2 separate regions of the Mus musculus genome follow, and region 1 is linked to region 2. Evidence: chromatin loops called from intact Hi-C (ENCODE). Cell type or tissue: left cerebral cortex. All regions are shown on one strand. Each heading gives the region's core, and the rest is flanking DNA. Links, peaks and the distances in the headings are about the cores only.

What was found. Peaks named below come from ENCODE experiments on the same cell type or tissue, not always from the same donor. Only the 100,000 strongest peaks of a DNase experiment are listed, where the experiment ranks them.
Region 1: a loop joins it to region 2, with 2.2 times the contacts of the local background. A loop is called at or near these places in 3 of 42 quality-filtered maps.

Annotation. Positions count from the first base shown.
Region 1 is chr3:107,594,992-107,597,795 of GRCm38, reverse strand. Alx3 (aristaless-like homeobox 3) reads right to left here and starts at 2,765. Exons shown (of 4, transcript NM_007441.3): 1 at 2,344-2,765. The coding sequence starts at 2,620. In left cerebral cortex, for the core only: no CTCF peak of the experiment used is centred there; a DNase peak (open chromatin) is centred at 939; H3K4me3 peaks cover 452 bases.
Region 2 is chr3:107,355,832-107,358,635 of GRCm38, reverse strand. No RefSeq gene overlaps it. Among named protein-coding and RNA genes, the nearest start is that of Gm35700, 7.6 kb to the left of the region's middle. In left cerebral cortex, for the core only: CTCF peaks have their summits at 1,131 and 1,336 (motif pointing left); a DNase peak (open chromatin) is centred at 1,298.

The sequences.
Region 1 (2,804 bases), core at 3-2,502, 240 kb before region 2:
TTAGAGGTTCTTAGCCAAGGACTTAAATTCTCCGGGGTCGGCTGGGTCTTAGGGCTATGGATCTTCACCGAGGCAGGTGTGCAGAACTCCAGCAGTAATCTTTCGTTCCCAATGTCGGTCAGCCAGTGTAGAGACAAAAGTGGAGGAGCCAGGAGGAACCGTCCTTGCACTCACAGCTGCTAAGGAGGGTGCATAGGTGACTGGAAAGGACGGATTAAGGTCCTCCTAAGGAGAGGGACAGGGTGCAGAATGTGGCCAAGGGCTGCGGGGTGGGGGCACGGGACGAGAGAAAAACGATGTGCGCCAGCCCCCCCCCCCCCCCCGCGCGCGCAAAAAGCCGGGTCTCAGCACAGACCTGTCAAGGTTCGGAGATCGGTATTTTAAAGGCAGGGATATTAGGATGTGGGTGTGCGTATGGGGGGTTATCTTTAGTAAGAATCCCTCGTGCAACCAAGACTAGGGTAAAGAAGCTCCAGCCGATGCTGGAGCAGCGGCCGGGATTCCAGTTCAGGCTCGGGCTCGTTCGGCTGCGCCTTCTTTGCGTTTGGCCTGAATCGTTAATTTTCATATACGTGTTCATATTTTGGTGTGCTCTATCCTTTTAGGAAATGCCCTCTTCCTTTCTTCCTTCCTTCCTTCCTTCCTTCCTTCCTTCCTTCCTTCCTTCCTTCCTTCCTTCGTGTTCTCTCTCTCTCTTCTTTTTCTCGTTTACCCGCTTCGTTCGATCTGCTGTTCGCTCTTTTCGTTCGTCTATTTGTCTATTTACTCTTTTTCGTTCCTCTCCCCATCTCACCGACGGACTTGGCTAGTTACCTTTGTTCTTCAGACTGTAATCCGTTGTTTTGTTCAATTTCCCCCTCTCCCCTTGGGCTGATTGCATCCTTTGGCTTTCTTTCGCCTCGTTTCGTTGCGACAACAGACACTGCCCGCCCATTCAATCCCACTCCTTTTCGTAGTGCGATCAGACCCACGGCTGTCCAAGAACCCGAACAGTCGGTGCAAGAGGCTGCGCATCGGCGGGGACACTGGACTGTGGTGGGGTGTTGCGGGGCGCGATCCCAACCCAGACGGGTACCTGTCCCTGGCGGTGCTCTGGGCGCTGCGTGGCTGCCGCCGTCTGGCAGGGATCAGAGGAGCCAGGCCAACTGCTTCTCATTAAGTCCCAACTGTGGTTTTTATCAGGAGAGCCTTTTTCAAACGGCATTAGACACGAAGCTCCGCGGACTTGCTCATTTCCTCCGATGACCCCAACACACCTCCCGGGCCTCCCCTGCACACTCCCGCCACCCGGACGGGACGAAGCCAGGAGCTGCTCGCTGCCCAGCCTCTCTGAGGAGGCCCGCGAGGAGCAGGCGATTGCCGCATTGGCGGATCTCCCGGGATCTAGTTTTGGGTCTAGGCTACGAAATGTGGCTGCATACGAGGGGTGGGCGTGGGTGCTGAGCCACTCGTGGGTCAGCGAGTACAGTGGGCGGCAAAAGAGTCTTGGCAGGCCCTGCCACTCAGGCGCATTCTCAGATAATGGTACGGTCCGACCCGCCTTAGCACACAGGGCACGGTCCCCGGAGTGGGATGCGCCCTGGGATTTAGGATAGTTCGGGACCGCTTCCGACGGCTCAGCGGTGATGATTCGGTGCCGAGATGCCAACTGCAAGAAGGGTAGCCATCCCCGTGGCGACGGGGAGGCCAAGTTAATCTGAGAAACAAGAACATAGTTATTTGATCTTGAAGACAGTCCCAGTTCTGAGGGGGAGCAGCCACCGCCACTCTGCGGAGCGACTTAACGGCATCAGAAAACCTTTTCCTGCAGAGGCTGGGCCCGAGGATGAGAGCTGGGTAAGTCCAGGACACAGCCTTTCCCTCGCTGAGTCCAGTTTGGCCACTAAGTCGAGGCCCAGCCTCTACGCCCTCAGCGGGCGCCATGCACAAAAGCAGAACTCTTCTCTCCCAGCTTTGGGGCCCAGTTAGGCTCCGGGGCCCTCCACCCAGTCCCCTCTTCTGGGTCGGTGGCAGAGAGGCTCGGCTCCGGATGAGCGCGATCTCTCCTCCCAGGTTCAATCACCTTGGGGGTCGGAATGGGCCCAAGATCGTCCCTACTCCACCCTCCTTTGACCTCCCGCCTCCCATTGCCTCTGCCGGCCGGGGACACAGGCGATTCTGCGGTCCCCAATGCCCTGGCCTTGTCCGGCCAGGCCAGCAGCGATCTAGCGAGGGAATCGTGGAAAATGCGAGACGTACCCAAAGTTAAGAAGCAAGAAAGCGGGAGAGTCGGGGAGACCAGGAAGGGCTGGGGATAAGAACGACATGGGGTTCCACCACCACCCCCGACCCCCGGCGTGTTACCTTCCGCGGAGCCCTCGTAGAAGTGGCCGCCGTTGAGCACCGGGCCTGGCCCGAGGTCCTGCAGGTACTTGGCGGGCGGCTTGGCGGGCTCTGGGAGGTAGGGTTCCAGGGGCCCACAGGCCGGGAAGCGGCTCAGGCGCGGACCGCGGGGTGGCGCGGGGTGCAGGTGAGGCGCAGCATCGGGAGTCCCCTGGGGACCCGGAGCCTCGTCCCCCGCGGCCGCGTAAGGACCGGCCGCCGGCCCCACGGAGAAAGGCGCGCAGCGCTCGGGGTCCATGCCGGCTCGGGCTCACAGGCCGCCGGAGCTCCGGGGCTCCCGCTAACCCGCGCGGCCTGTGAGCCAAGGGGGAGGGACCTGGGCTCGGGGGCGCGGAGCCCCCGGGAGCGGCGCGCGCCGCGGGGGGTGGGGGGCAGGAGAGGGGGCCGCGCCTCTGACTTAATGCTGGAACCATCCACGTCAC
Region 2 (2,804 bases), core at 275-2,774:
TATCATCCTGTCTCCAACTTTCCTCTCATCAAGACCATTTTTAACTTACTAATTCCTCGTCCCCCAAAGGCCTTGTGATTTGAGGAGCCAGAAAAACATTTGCCCCAGACACCCACATTTTCTAGTAGCAGGGTACTATGTGCATCGATGGAGAGGAGCCTCCTGGCCCCACTGTAACAGCATTCCTGAAGGACAAGTTTACTTGAAGGACTAATAGCCTCGTGGGTGTCCCTCCTCCCTGTCCAGCACAAGAGGTACCTGTCACAGATATGATTCTGGTACATGGTGTGCCACTAAGAAGGACAGAGGGGAGGAGACTCAACAACACTTTCACACACTGGAGAGTTCTTCCACTTCATCTTTATGACAGTCTCACCAGCTTACAGAGGAGAAAAACGAGGTTGGAAATGGCCGACTCAAGGTTTCATAACCTCTGGTTGGCAAGACTAAGAGAAAGAGCTAATCTGACTCCAAGTCTGTCCTCTAACCATTAAGAAATATGATCTGGCATTCACCTAGCCACATCCGTCCACTTAGCCCTCCCCCTCACCTCCAAATGGAAGTTTCCTCCCAGACCAAAGAGGGCTCTGAGCTTTGGTAAACTCTCTTGAGGCAACCTGCCCCACCCATCAGTGCTCTGCATGGGTCTGGCCTCCCCTTTACTCTAAAACACAGCTTGAGGTGAGCCTGCTACTTAATTGTTTGATGGAAGAACTTCCTTGCCCCGACCCTGAGCTATCCCACATGTAGCTGTACATCACTGTGAGGCAGGAGGACCCTAAGTTCCAGGCCAGCCTGGAGTCTGGAGTGAGAATTTATCTAAAAAAAAAAAAAAAAGCCAAGTACTGCAGCAAGCTATTTCAAGCAAAATAAACCAAACACCCCCCCAACACAGACACAGACACACACACACAGACACACACAGACACACAGACACACACAGACACAGACCACACACACAGACACACACACACAGACACACACACACACACACAGACACACACACACACACACACACACAGACACACACACACACACACACACACACGATCTCATCCTTCCCTCTACAAGCAACGGTGACTTCTGCAAGCCCAGAGGCATGAGTGCTCTTGGCAAGGTGGTGTTCGAGGCCTCACAGTTTCTGTGTTGAGTCCCAGTGTGTCCACCCCTGTCAATGTTGCCATTTGGCAGGACCAAGTGACCTAGTTTCTCCCCACACCCCTCCCCCCGCCCCCCTCCCCGCCAGAAGCTAGGCTGCAGGCTGTGCAGAGTTTGGCATCTGCGGGTCTTTTCTGCCCTCTGCTGGTCGCTAGGCAGGAGGCTCGCCAGGGCTAGCAATCCCACGTGGGTCTACTGCGGGGAACTGACTCGCAGGCCTATAAATGTTTGCTGAGTTAACTGAGTAAGAGGATTGTGTACCGTTCTAGGCTCTGGGGCCTAAGGAGGCCAGAGTCAGGACTGCTGCTCTGCAAACTCGTTACATTCAGCCAAACCAGGGCCCAATTCCCCAGTTGCTTTCCTTCTTTTTGCTTCCCCACAGGCTCCTCCTCTTCCCTCCCTCAAGGACTGTTGCCTGGCTAGGGAGAACTGAGTCAGCAAAGCCAAGTCAGTAAGTTGCCCCACCACCTGTTGCGTTACCTCTGACCAGTCCCTTAAAGCCATCTGAAGTCCCTCCTTGATTATCTCGTTTCCTCTCCGAGTCGTTGCTTCTGTTTTCTTGTGGCATCTTCAGAACACTCTTTTTACTTGCTACTGAATCTGTTCCTGACACATCTACTGGAAGTCCTGGCTCTGTCCCAGGTCATCACTCAGAAGTTTGATCTGTCTGCCCTCCTGGTGGCCTTTCAGAGCCTTCACTAGCAACTACATCTCTGAGACTTCCGTTTCCCTAAACACAAGCAGAAAGCCCACTCAGAGCCCTCTACTTTTGAGAGATTTGTCTTGATAAAGACATCTTAAAAACCAAAAAGTCTAGAAGACTCACAAAAGGACCACCTAGTGCTGACGGTTTTATAGGTCATGACAGCCTGCCACAGCAGCCCTCTGAGTAGTATGGTAAAAGAATTGGAGAGGCTTTTAATTTCTATGTATACTGTGTTTTCTATTTAAAATGTACGTACGGAGCTCTTTCATGTGCTGTATATCAGGGAATGAAATTTGTTATTTTGTTTTTAAACTAAATTTAAGGATGAGGAAAGTGGGGCCACAGAGAAGAAAATATTTCTCTGGTGATTATACAGGAAGAAAAAAACAATGATGCTCACACCCAACCTTCCAATCCCCAAACCTTGGGTGTTCATTCCAAGAACACTGCTGGCTCTGCATCTTGAAAAACGTGAAAGAACAGAAACCAAAACCTAAGTAAAGCAGAGAAAAAGAATCAAGCAGTCATGTGCTGTGTTTAACGTATTCAAACAACCGCATAAAGGATGGGCTATTCTTCCCACCTGACTTTCCACAGTTAGTATTCAAAACTACACTTAAGAGGCTGGGCCCACTCAGTAAAGCGCTTGTGGTGCAAACATGAGAATCTGAGCTGGGAACCCCAGAACCCTGGTAAAAGTCAGTCAAACCTGGCAGTAATAAGCTTAGTGTGGGGTGGGTGAGATGGGTGGAGATGGGCGGATCCCTGATTGTTAGCCAGGTACCATTTCCTGTCTGTTGTTAATGTTAAGTAACTGACTAGAAGCAATCTAAGGAAAGACTGTTTCATCTAGTTTACCCTTCCTAGTCACAGGACAACATAGAGGAAAGTCAAAGCAGGAACCTGAAAGTGAATTTTTTTCTTTTTCTTTTTTTTTTTT